2 separate regions of the Homo sapiens genome follow, and region 1 is linked to region 2. The links are chromatin contacts, found by Hi-C or POLR2A ChIA-PET in ENCODE. All regions are on one chromosome and are shown on one strand. Each heading gives the region's core, a stretch centred on a gene start or an enhancer-like site at or near the end of the contact. The rest is flanking DNA. Distances are from core to core; before and after follow the strand shown.

What was found. A loop is a pair of places that touch in the nucleus more often than their neighbours do. ChIA-PET counts read pairs that join two places held with the same protein, here RNA polymerase II (POLR2A). Pooled maps may share reads with other maps.
Region 1: a map of mammary epithelial cell shows a loop between it and region 2 (2.6-fold over the local background). The contact joins the enhancer-like site here to the promoter of LECT2 in region 2. A Hi-C loop is called at or near these places in 7 of 168 maps with a recorded cell type or tissue (Calu3, IMR-90, MCF 10A and 4 more) and 4 of 50 pooled maps. POLR2A ChIA-PET finds 5 or more read pairs at or near these places in 2 of 52 experiments (MCF 10A and OCI-LY7).

What each region holds. Positions count from the first base shown.
Region 1 is chr5:135,997,375-136,003,050 of GRCh38, reverse strand. No RefSeq gene overlaps it. Among named protein-coding and RNA genes, the nearest start is that of TGFBI, 29 kb to the left of the region's middle. RefSeq lists an enhancer at 1,184-1,685. Within about 2 kb of position 1,935, at least 3 of the 41 ENCODE cell types and tissues checked have a DNase peak (open chromatin) inside an H3K27ac peak, as active enhancers do.
Region 2 is chr5:135,951,876-135,957,868 of GRCh38, reverse strand. It overlaps LECT2 (leukocyte cell derived chemotaxin 2), which reads left to right and starts at 2,886. Exons shown (of 4, transcript NM_002302.3): 1 at 2,886-3,081; 2 at 4,902-4,998. The coding sequence starts at 3,036.

The sequences.
Region 1 (5,676 bases), core at 686-3,185, 46 kb before region 2:
TCCTTAATGTAAAAGGCTTTTGCAAATCAACGTAAAAATAAATTACCTAATAAATTACATTGTGTGAAGAGCATGAACATTGAGTTTACAGAAGGTTAAGTTAAAATTGACAATGAATGAAAAAGTTTCCTATTTGGATCACTAAAAAAAATGAAAGGTATAAAAAGGAATCATGCATTTAAAAAAATCTTCTTTGCTATTTTCGTAAATGAAAGATTATAATGCTTAGTGTTGCAAAGAGTAAAACTTTTCTTAAAGGCAATTTCCCTCATCTTTCAAAACTTCTTAAAGTATCATGCATGTCTATTAGCTCAAATTCCACTACTGGCAAATCAATGGATATAGCCTTAAGGGTATCTGTATTGAATGATCATCTCAGCATTATAATGACAACATTTGGAACAACCCAAAGTCAGGGGATTGGCTAAACAGGTTCAGCTAAATCTATGTAATGAGATATACGCAGCTGTTAAAATCATGCATACAGGACTATTGGTTGAATAGTCCCCATCTACTGCTTAGTGAAAAACAGGACACAAACTGCCTTGCATTTCATGTATAGTGTGTACGGTGGAGGTAGTTATGAGCTGTGAAATTTGGAGTTACCCAACCTGCAACTGAGTCCTGAGTCCTGGTCCCACCACACCTTCCTGGGTGATCTTGAGCGGAGCTCCTGCCCCTCTTAACTGCAGTGTCTTCATTTGTAAAAATGCTGTTAATGAAATTATTTACTCATAGGGTTGTACTATATGCAACCTGAAATTATCCCCTGCGAAGTACTTAGAATACTGCCTAACTCAGCAGCGTGCATTAGGTCCCGATATTTTTTTTTAATGATGCTAAAAAATAATCAAGAAAAATAGACCACTGACAGAACACATCAAAAAAAAATCTTGATAATGGGGCTGTTACTTTTTGCTTCTTTTCATTCTTCTAGGTTTTCTGCATTAAACGTAGAATACATTTACACTGTTCATAACACACACACAGGCAGACACACACAGACACACACACAGTAAATATCGACTTTACTAGGAGGTTACTATGAGTCTTGGGAAAACAGCTGAAATCCATCTTTCTAGAAAGAAAAGGAAGAAGAAACGGCCAAATGAGGGGGAAACCACCCCCACACTCTAGGAAACACAAGCTCCCCAGCCTCTTGGCCTTCAAGGCAGAGGAGGGCCACTCCCCAGCCTGCCAGCCAGCAGGCCATGGGGTCACCCTGTGGGGCCACACCCCATGCAGGCTGCATACTGCCCCATTGTCTAAGCATGGCCCCACTGAAGTCAACGAGAAACAGATGGTGAGAAACATTTCTGCTCTTCCACACCTAGGATGCGGTTCTGCTCTGAGCATCCAGCACCAGTGAGGCAATCTGCTTTTCATTTATGGGCAGAGAAAAGCCACAGAGGAAGGAATGAGGGAGGCCATAGTTCTCAGAGTGTCGGAGGAGTTGATGCAATAATAATTCAATTCCCCCTACTCTGAAAAGCAAGGCAGTCCAACCCGGCAGGATGCCTGCAGCCAGGGCTGTAAACTCCAGCTCACCTCAGGCTACCTCCAGCTGAGCAAGCCCACACCAGAACCTGTGGGCCTGAACTCTTGCAGGGGAAGAGTTCAAACAGGGCCTTTTCCAGTTTGCATCATGTGGCAGAGCCCTGTAGCCAATCAGCTGGAAGCGAGTTCCAGGTAGGTGGGATGGGAAGGATCTGGACTGGGGGGCCTCCTCACAAGGGAATCATCATGGACACTGGCAACTAGGGGGTAGCTCCTCTGGCCAGTGTAGTTCTTTCTTCCCTTTGCCTGGGTAGAAGCATGGACTTTGAAGCCAGCTGTCTGGGACCCTATCCCAGTTCTCTGCTTACTTGCTGTGTACCTTAGGTGAACTGCTTTAACTTTCTGAGCCCCTGCTTCCTCATCCGAATTGTGGGCATGAGACTAGTGTTACCCAACAGGAAATATGAAGACTGCAGGAGATAATCCATAGGAAGTGTCTACGCTGTGCTTGGGTCATGGAAAGTGCTCATTAACTGTTAGTTATTATTATTATTATAATTGCCAGATTCTCTCTGTGTCTTATTTCCTCTTTAAACCATGGCATAATTTACACTATGACACGCTCTTGTGCATAATTTCTTCTCATAGTCCTAACCAGTTGTAGTCTCTGCTTGAGGGTGATCTATGCCTGTGTACCCTCTATCGGTCCCCCTGGCAGTCACCATCCCTCTGGACAAAAATTTGCGTGGTCTTTGGAATGAGTCTGGGTAATTGAGTGGCAGCCAACCTCTGCCAGCATCCTCCCTCATCGGGAGACTGTGGAGCAGGGGCAATGGTCTCCTGAGCCAAAGAACAGCTTGCAGATGGCCCCAGTGAGAAGTGCCACTCTGAAGCCCTAAAAGATGATAAGGGAGAGTAGGAGAAGCAAGCCCAGAGAAGAAAGAAAGTGGAGAATGGTCCCCAGAGGAAGGGAGGCAAACAGGGAGCAACAGTTACACAGGTGACTGCAATGTGAGAAGCATCCAAGAACGGACAGAGTTTCAAAATGCTCAGGAAAAAGCAAGGTGCAGTCTTCTGGATGTGGTGGCAGAAAAGACCCCAAGAGAAAGACATCATCAACATAAAAGCCTGGAAAAAATAGGGATCATAAAGATGCCTGTGTGACTGACAAACAAATTAGAGGTGTAGGAAAAGAAAAGAGCGGGAATGGCAGGTTGCAGGTAATTGAGATTTTTCAGAACAAGATGACAAGTAAACTACATCAAAGCATGTCCAAGTCAGGTTTGACTGGCAGTTTTCCCTGAATGTGCTAATTACTCTTATTTGTTCTCAAACAAAAATTATTTATTTATCATGAGGGCTGAGGGCCCAGGGTGTGGGAGAGCATCTTCTCTCAGCAAGCAGGTGAGTAGCTCAGTTTGAATGACGGAAGATACATGACTATAGAGCAACACAGTCACTTTTCATCAAGATTGAACCCTATGGCTATATCTTTGAGAAGCCACTGCATCAAAGACCTGGCTCAGATAAGAGTTTCCGGAGAAAAAGAGAAGGTGGCAGCCAGAATAACTGTGATACTGTCCTTTTTGTACCAGCCAGGATAGGCTAGGTGATGCTGCAGTAACAAACAATCCTAAATCTTAGGGGCTTTAAACAACAAAGATTTATTTCTGTCATCTGTGCCACAAGTCCATTTCGGGTTGGCTGGAGTTCTGTTCTGCATCCCTTCAGGGACCCAGGATAATGAAGCAGCCACCGTCTCAAACTGCTAGTCACTATAGCAGAGGACAAGGGAGTTGAGACAACACACACACTCACACACACACACACACACACACACACACACGGGCTCTTAAAACTTCAGCTCAGAATGATAGACATCATCCCTGCTCAGATTTCACCAGCCACAGTCAGGCACATGCCTATACTGAATTGCAAAGGGGATGGGGAAGTAAAATCCCACTTCCGCTGCTCAGAAGAAGAAACAGAATGTATGTGAACAGCCCTAATGACTCACCAAACATCCATTCCAGGAGCAGGCCTCCCTGCCCGTTACTCAGCTGCCCCTCCCTTGGCCTGCGACCCCTTCAGTGGTTCTCAGTCATCTCTGCCCCTGTCCCCATCACTATCTTCAAGGCACATTTTGGATGAGATGATTGGGCATAGTGCTTCCAAATGGACTCTAATCATAAAATGAAGGAGAACACAGACTCAGAGTATTGGTGCAGAGCAGAATCTCTGAGAGGACCTAGCCCACAGCCCCTGCCTTTCTAGATGGAGAAATAGGAAGTCAAAGGAAAAACCATGTGCAATGCGCAGAATTCTAAGATGGGTCCTAAGATTCCTGGTCCCTGCTGTGCAGGCATCATCTCCTCCCTTTGAGTGTAAGTGGGACCCGTAAATAAGACTGGCTGTCACTCCAGTGACATGTTACTTTGTATGGCAAAAGGGACTTTGCAGATGTAATTCAGGCACTCTCCTGCTGGCCTGAAGGAAAGTAAACAGCCATGCTGTGAACTTCCCGTGGAGGGGACCTGCACGGCCCTCTAGGACCTGAGCGCAGCCCCTAGATTGGCTAGAAAATGGGACCTCAGCCCTACAACTGCAGGAACTGAATTCTGATTACCGGGAACCCTGAGCTCCAAATGAAAACATAGCCCTGGTTAACACTTTGATTTCAGCCTGATGAGATTGTGAGCTGAGAACCCATCTCCTCTATGTCCAGACTCCTGACCCATGGAAACTGTGAGATTAAACAAAAAAAGCCACTGTATTGTTTTAAGCCACTAAGTTGAAGGTAATTTGTTACCCAGCAATAAAAACAAGTATGTGAAAATGGGAGACTGTGTAGCAGGGCCATGGTCTCCTGAGCCGAAGAACAGCTTGCAGATGGCCCCAGTGAGAAGTGCCACTCTGAAGCCCTAAAAGATGATAAGGGAGAGTACGAGAGACAAACACCTCTAATTTGTTTGTCAGTCACACTGGCATCTTTATGATCCCTATTTTTTCCAGGCTTTTATGTTGATGATGTCTTTCTCTTGGGGTTTTTCTGCCGCCACATCCAGAAGACCGCACCTTGCTTTTTCCTGAGCATTTTGAAACACTGTCTATTCTTGGATGGCTTCTTACATTGCAGTCACCTGCGTAGCTGTTGCTCCCTGTTTGCCTCCCTTCCTCTGGGGACCATTCTCCACTTTCTTTCTCCTCTGGGCTTGCTTCTCCTACTCTCCCTTGTCATCTTTTAGGGCTTCAGAGTGGCACTCATCATGGCAGTGGCAGGTCCTGCAATTTGAGCAGTATTCAAGGCCTTTTCGTGATTTCTGTCCCACTTGCTGAACACAAACTCTCTATTCCAGGTCTGGCGGCATCTTTGCAGCCTCTCACCTGCCAGGATTGCTCCCCCTGTGGTCTTCCTCTGCCTGCTTCCCAGGGCAGGGCTCCATCCAGCGTCATTTGATGGAGCTTTCACATGCCATTCCCCAATAAAATAAAATGCCCTGAAGTGACCCCGGCCCCCTGTACTCTTCCATTCTCTGCCGGTTCCATAGCATCCAGCACAACTACAAGCCTCCCTGCAGTTGATTATATCCCAATCATATCCAATAATAAAATTCCACGAGGATTAAATCATTTAAATTGTCTCTTTTTGCCAAGACTTTAAGCTCTCTAAGGGCAACAGACGTGTTTACTCCAGGTGCTACATCAGGAATCAGAAAAGGCATTTGTACTTGTAATACACCAAACTGGAAACAGCCCAAATGTCTATCACTGAGTGAAGAGAGAAACAAATTATCTTATTTCCATACAATGAGATACTGCTCAGCTAAAAAAAAGAACAAATTATCCATAACATGCTATAACATGGGTGAATCTCAAAATCGTAGGCTGAGTGTAAGATATAAATGATATCTACTGTATGATAATTTACATAAAAATCTAGACAAAGCAAAACTCATCTATATTGACAGGAAGCAGGTGGGTGTTTGCTCATGGCTGGGGTTGGGGGGATAATGGCAAACGTTGCATTCTGGGGTGATGGAGATGTTCTGTGTCTTGATTGTCGTGGCGGCTATGTGGATGTACACGTTTGTCACAACTCATCAGATTGTATACTTAAAATATATACATTTTATTACACATAAATTATGCCTCAATAAAGTTGACTTGGAAAAAAATCTT
Region 2 (5,993 bases), core at 1,637-4,136:
GGCCAGGCTGGTCTCGAACTCCTGACCTCGTGATCCGCCTGCCTCGGCCTCCCAAAGTGCTGGGATTACAGGTGTGAGCCACCGCGCCTGGCCTTTGCCCATTTTTCTATCAATTTGTTTACACCTTTTATTTTTTTAAAGAATTCTTTATATATTAGGGAGATGAGTTCCTTATCTGTCATATTATATGGGTTATAGATATTTTTTTCAGATTATTATCTTTTGACTCTGATCAGGATACTGTTGGCTTTGTAGAAAGTTTTTTTTATTATTGTTATAACGCATTTATCAAATATTTCCTTCAGCACTTCTGGGTTTTTTAACATTCTTTGAAAAGTCCAACCCATACCAAGACCATTAAAAATCATTCATAATTTCTCCTAGTATTTCTATGGTTTCAGTTCATTTCTTTTCTTTCTTTCCTCCTCCTCCCTCTTTCTCTCCTTTTGCATACAAATGTTTGGTTCACTTTGATATGGATTGAACTTTTATTTATTTATTTATTTTGAGACAGGGTCTCACTATCTTACCCAGGGTGGAGTGCAGTGGCATGATCGTAGCTCACTGTAACTTCAAACTCCTGGATTCAAATATTCCTTCTGCCTCAGCCTCCCAAGTAGCTAGGACTGCGTACACACACACCATGCCTGACTAAGTTTTAAAAATGTTTTGTAGGAATGGGGTTTTGCTATGTTGCCTAGGCTCGTCTCGATCTCCTGGCCTCAAGTGATCCTCCCGCACAGGCCTCACAAAGTGCTAGGATTACATGCATGAGCCACCACGCCTAGACTGCACTTTTATTTCTTGCCAGTTGTTGTCTCAATACAGTTAATAGAATGACTTATATTTCCTCTAATCATTTAAAGTATGACTTCTATTGTATACTACATGCTGTATATATTTGTGCCTATTTCTGAATCATCTGTTTTGTTTCACTAACCTATTCTTTCAGTACATTGACTCAGATCCTTGATGTATTCAATGCGTTGGCATTCTATATTGTATACATTAGATGCCTCCTTGAAAGGTTGTGTGTGAAGCAAAAACAATTAGGTGCATAATCTCATTGGCATCGTTTAGTTATTGTTGTGTGACATACCACACCAAAACTCAGTGGCTTCCAATGACAGCCAGTTAAGCCCATACATTCATAGGGTATACTAAGCTGGATTTTGTAGGGGCAACTGTGCTCTGCATGGCATCCATTCCCTTCCCAGGGCAGCAGGATCATCTGCCTCACGGCGATGTAGAAACACAGGAAGGAGTGTGCAAAGACTAAGGCCCCAGAAGACCCAGGCTTTCCCGACCCACTGCCACTTCTGCCTCATCTTAGTGGTCAAAGCTACACAGCTAAACCCAAAATCAAGGGTGAGGAAAGTTCCCTTTGCCCCCATGAAACATGGCAAAGGTGTGGATGCAGAGAGGGTGAAGAACTGGGGCTACAATCCCAATCTCCCACAGCTACTGGCACATAATTTAAATGGGGAAGCTTCCATAGAAAATTCCAGGTGCTCATCTAATATTAAGCTAAAAAGGAGCTGCTAACATATATTTGAAACACACTGAAAATTTAATTCCCCAGAAAAGTACAGGGTAACATAACATCCATGTGTCTATCTCCAATAATTAACAAATTAATATTTTAACATATTTGCTTCTGATTTTTTTCTTTTTTTAGAAATAAAATATTTTAGAGTTTATGTACTCTGTATATCCTTCCACGGTTTTATTTCTCTCACTATCCAGAAGTAATTAGTACCTTAAAGGTAGTCTGTGCATATTTTTATTATACATACAGCATTCATTAAGATTAATATACTTGTTTTCAGATTTTACATATTATAAATAGTATGATACTATATATATAATTCTAAAAATAGCTTTTTAATTCAACAGTATATCTAGAGATCTAGCTGTGTTAATACATGTAGATTGTCTTCATTTAAATTGTTATATTTTACTCTGTTGTATGACTGTATTATTCTGTTCTTGCATTGCTATAAAGAAATACCTGAGATTGGGTAATTTATAAAGAAAAGAGGTACAGAAAGCATGGTAGCTTCTTGGGACGTCTCAGGAAACTGAAAATCATGGCGGAAGGCAAAGGGCAAGCAGGCATGTCTTACACGGCTGAAGCAGGAGGAAGTGAGAACAGGGGAGGTGCTACACACTTTTAAACAACCGGATCTCACCATAACTCACTCACTCACTATCAGGACAACAGCACTAAGGGGATGATGCCAACCCATTCATGAGCACTCTAGCCCCATAATTCAATCACCTCTCACCAGGCCCCACCTCCAACACTGGGGATTACAATTGAACATGAGATTTGGGTGGGGACACAGATCCAAACCATATCAATGACTATATTATAATTAATCTTTTTTCCTTTATTGATGGATGCTTTTAATGGTGTTAACTTACCATTATCATAAACAAGAAAACATTTAAAAATCACATATTTAAGGTGAATACATGCAATTTTATTAAAATATTAAAGTTATTTGCAAATATTACACAGGTGAAATATAATTAAACTGAGAATTCAAAAACACCTAAGGGATATATTAAGGAATATGTTATGAAGGGCTACACATTATTAATGACCAATTTTCTTCTGAAATATGTGCTATCAAGGAAATAAAAGAAAGATCTACCAGCAGGCAGCACTAAATATTCCATCATTCGCACGAACATTCTCCTACAAGCCACAGCCCAGAAGACTGTCGATATGCACCTAGCCTTATCATTTTCTGTTAATATTTAGTCAGTATTTCCAATATAATTGGCTTCTTCTTCAGATCAAAGGCTTTTACATAGGCCCTACCTGCAAATCAAATAGCTATCCATGGAATATTAGAACTTGACTTGCTCCATCCTCTTAAACTTTTTGTGTCTCACACTAAAGAAATGAGAGATGCAGAATTCTAAGGCTAAATAGCTAGGAAGTATTCATTCAAACTTGAATATTCTTCAAAGAGAGTGTGGGGGCAACTCTAATCAGAGGAAGAAACTAAAGGAAGTAAAACCAGATGTTTTCCACCAAAGCCCTCCTTTTGGCTGGTCTGATTTCTACCGGTAAGTCGAAAGTGCAATTTTAGAATATTGATTAACTTTTAAAAACTGATTTCAGGGGAAGACTAAAAAGATTAAAAAGTCATTAATAGCATGATCACAACAAAGACTTGTGTATTTGGCTATTAAAAATGAAATAGGAATGACACATGGTCCTGAGGATGTTTTAAGTAATTTAAATGGAATGTTCCGGTTCTTTAATGAGGGAAACATAATAGTGGGTTGAGAAGACATTACAAAGCCTTTCAGTCTGAGTCTGGGTCTGGGACTTAACTAGAACAAAACTAGATAATAAAAAGTTGATATAAATATTTGATTCTGATTTTGATCAAAATCAAATTCTGATACAGATACTAATACAGAGACTGGTATGGATTAAGACAAAGGGATGGCTCCCTTAATACTCACCGAAGGAGGAAAAAGTGAATAAATTACTACACTGTCTGATATTTGCCTCAATTCCCAAGGATAAATATTAGTTGCCAAAGTGATGGGATTATATCTTGATCAAGGTGTTGATTTGGAGCTTGGCTCCAAGGCATAAAACTTTTGAAACCCACCTTTTAAAAGTATTTTAAAGAAGAGGCTTAATGGCCATATTCTGTAGGTTCTCTTCACAGGATAGGTATTAATGAAGAGTAAAATGTCTTTAAATAAAATCAATAGTCAAATTACCAGGCTCTCGCTTTTGCTTGTTTGTTTCAAAGTGCAAGGTTGAGTGTGCTCACTGTATCTCTCTGTGAATGTTAACACTGGAAATCCAGGACATTTAATTCCATTGAACATTTATTAAGTGCTTACTATAGTAAAGAAACAAATTGTGCCTGAAACAAAGTTTGCACCAAGTCTGCTGAGAAAGCAGCCCCTCCTCCACGTTTCATAATTTTTCATATAATTGGTTCTACTCCTTCTCCTACCTTCACCCCTAATCTCAGTCTAGGCTAAATTGGTTTGACATTTCAGATTATTTTTAAGAATCTCCCTCTTCCATGTTGGCAACTATGAGAGATTTATCTAGTGTTAAACAAACTTGGCTAGTACAGAGTTCGTTTCTCCTTTAATTCAAACATTTGCTTGGATTTGATTAGTGGAACTAACCATTTCAAAATTACAATTTCTAAAATTATTTTCTGAGCCATGCTATTTTATTATTTTTGCTTAATCTAAAAATAATGATCCCCATGGCAGATAATGAGCAAAGAAAAATAGAAAAGCACAACTTATACCATTTACTAATGGATCTGAAGCAAAGTATAATGATGGAGGCCAATGCTTATAAAGAAACACATTCAGCTGGGCGCAGTGGCTCACGCCTGTAATCCCTGCACTTTGGGAGGCTGAGGCAGGCAGATCACGAGGTCAAGAGATCAAGACCGTCCTGACCAACATGGTGAAACTCCGTCTCTACTAAAAATACAAAAATTAGCTGGGTGTGGTGGTGCGCACCTGTAGTCCCAGCTACTCAGGCGGCTGGGGAAGGAGAATCACTTGAACCCAGGAGATGGAGGTTGAAGTCAGCTGAGATCACGCCACTGTGCTCCAGCTTGGCAACAGAGTGAGACTCCGATCCAAAAAAAAAAAAAATTGTATTCACTGATACTCTAACGTCACAAAGCAGAATTCTGTGGCCAGGGAAAAAGCCAATTTTACATCTGAATCAGGAAATAAAATTCTGGAAGGACGATCTTCCCATAAATACATAAAGTCCAGGGAAAACTACAGTGAAAACAGAATTGTCAGGATCAACTGTGTGACTGATAAGGCAAATGGGGATAGGAAATGTCTGAGGCCAGGAGCTCTGCTCTCACTTTTCTCCTTTTTAGCACTGGCAGGGCCATGGGCTAATATATGTGCTGGCAAGTCTTCCAATGAGATCCGGACGTGTGACCGCCATGGCTGTGGACAGTACTCTGCTCAAAGGTATGAAGTTGCACAACCACCCACCCAACCCTTTGGTCCCTAACCTCTTTTCTTAGTGTCCTTGCCCAACGTTGGTTGCCTCAAGGGCTCACAGTTCTGACAGCATGAAAAACCAGAGATGTAACCAGTTACATCACTGTCTTTGGAGCAGCTTCCAAGAACTCTGCTTCAAGTATGAGCTATAAATTGGGATCAGAATGTGGAAGAAGGAAAAGATCAGGGAGCAAACACAATGTTTTCCTTCTGAATGTCTTCACACATTCACTTATCTCAACTGTTTTTTTCCAAAGGGTTATTAAACACAACTATCCCATTTTATAGAAGAGAAACTTTAACTGAGGTACCAAAGGGTTAAGGGACCTGCCAAGCACAGTTGGAGATGGTGAAGCCTGGACCTGAATTCAGGCTTTTGGTTCCTCTTCCCACCAAACCACGCGGTTACTGGCTCAGGCTCTGGATGTTGAATATTAGAGGCTGGCCCTAAGCAGGAGAGAAAGCACCACTATCTCTTCCAGAAAATGAGGGTCACACTTGTGAATTTTCAGTTATACCCAACATCACCTTGGGGTGCCACTTTCTAATGAAATAGCCATGTGTCCAGTCATATCACTGATCTCCATCCTAACTAGAGGGGAACTCTCACATATACAGATACTACTTACAAAGCAACCTCAAATACTGAAACAGGACTAAGAGAAGGGAAATATGGGAAACGTCCCTTGAATTGCCAAAATTCAGACTCAGCTTATACTGCAAAGTTTATGCACTTGATTGATACAGTAAATTCTTGGCTCTTGAGCTTGCTCAGTGTTGCTTTGTACATAATTGCAGCAATCCTGGTGAACCTGATCGTTCAGGTGACAGCCTATTAGAAGGTAGGGGAGGCTGGTGAGAGCAGGCATAGTGACAGCAGCGGGAAGCAAGAGCTGAGGGGTTGCTAAGACGAACTCAAGGCACGTCACAATCTAGAATAGTTTGATTTGGGCTCCATGCAC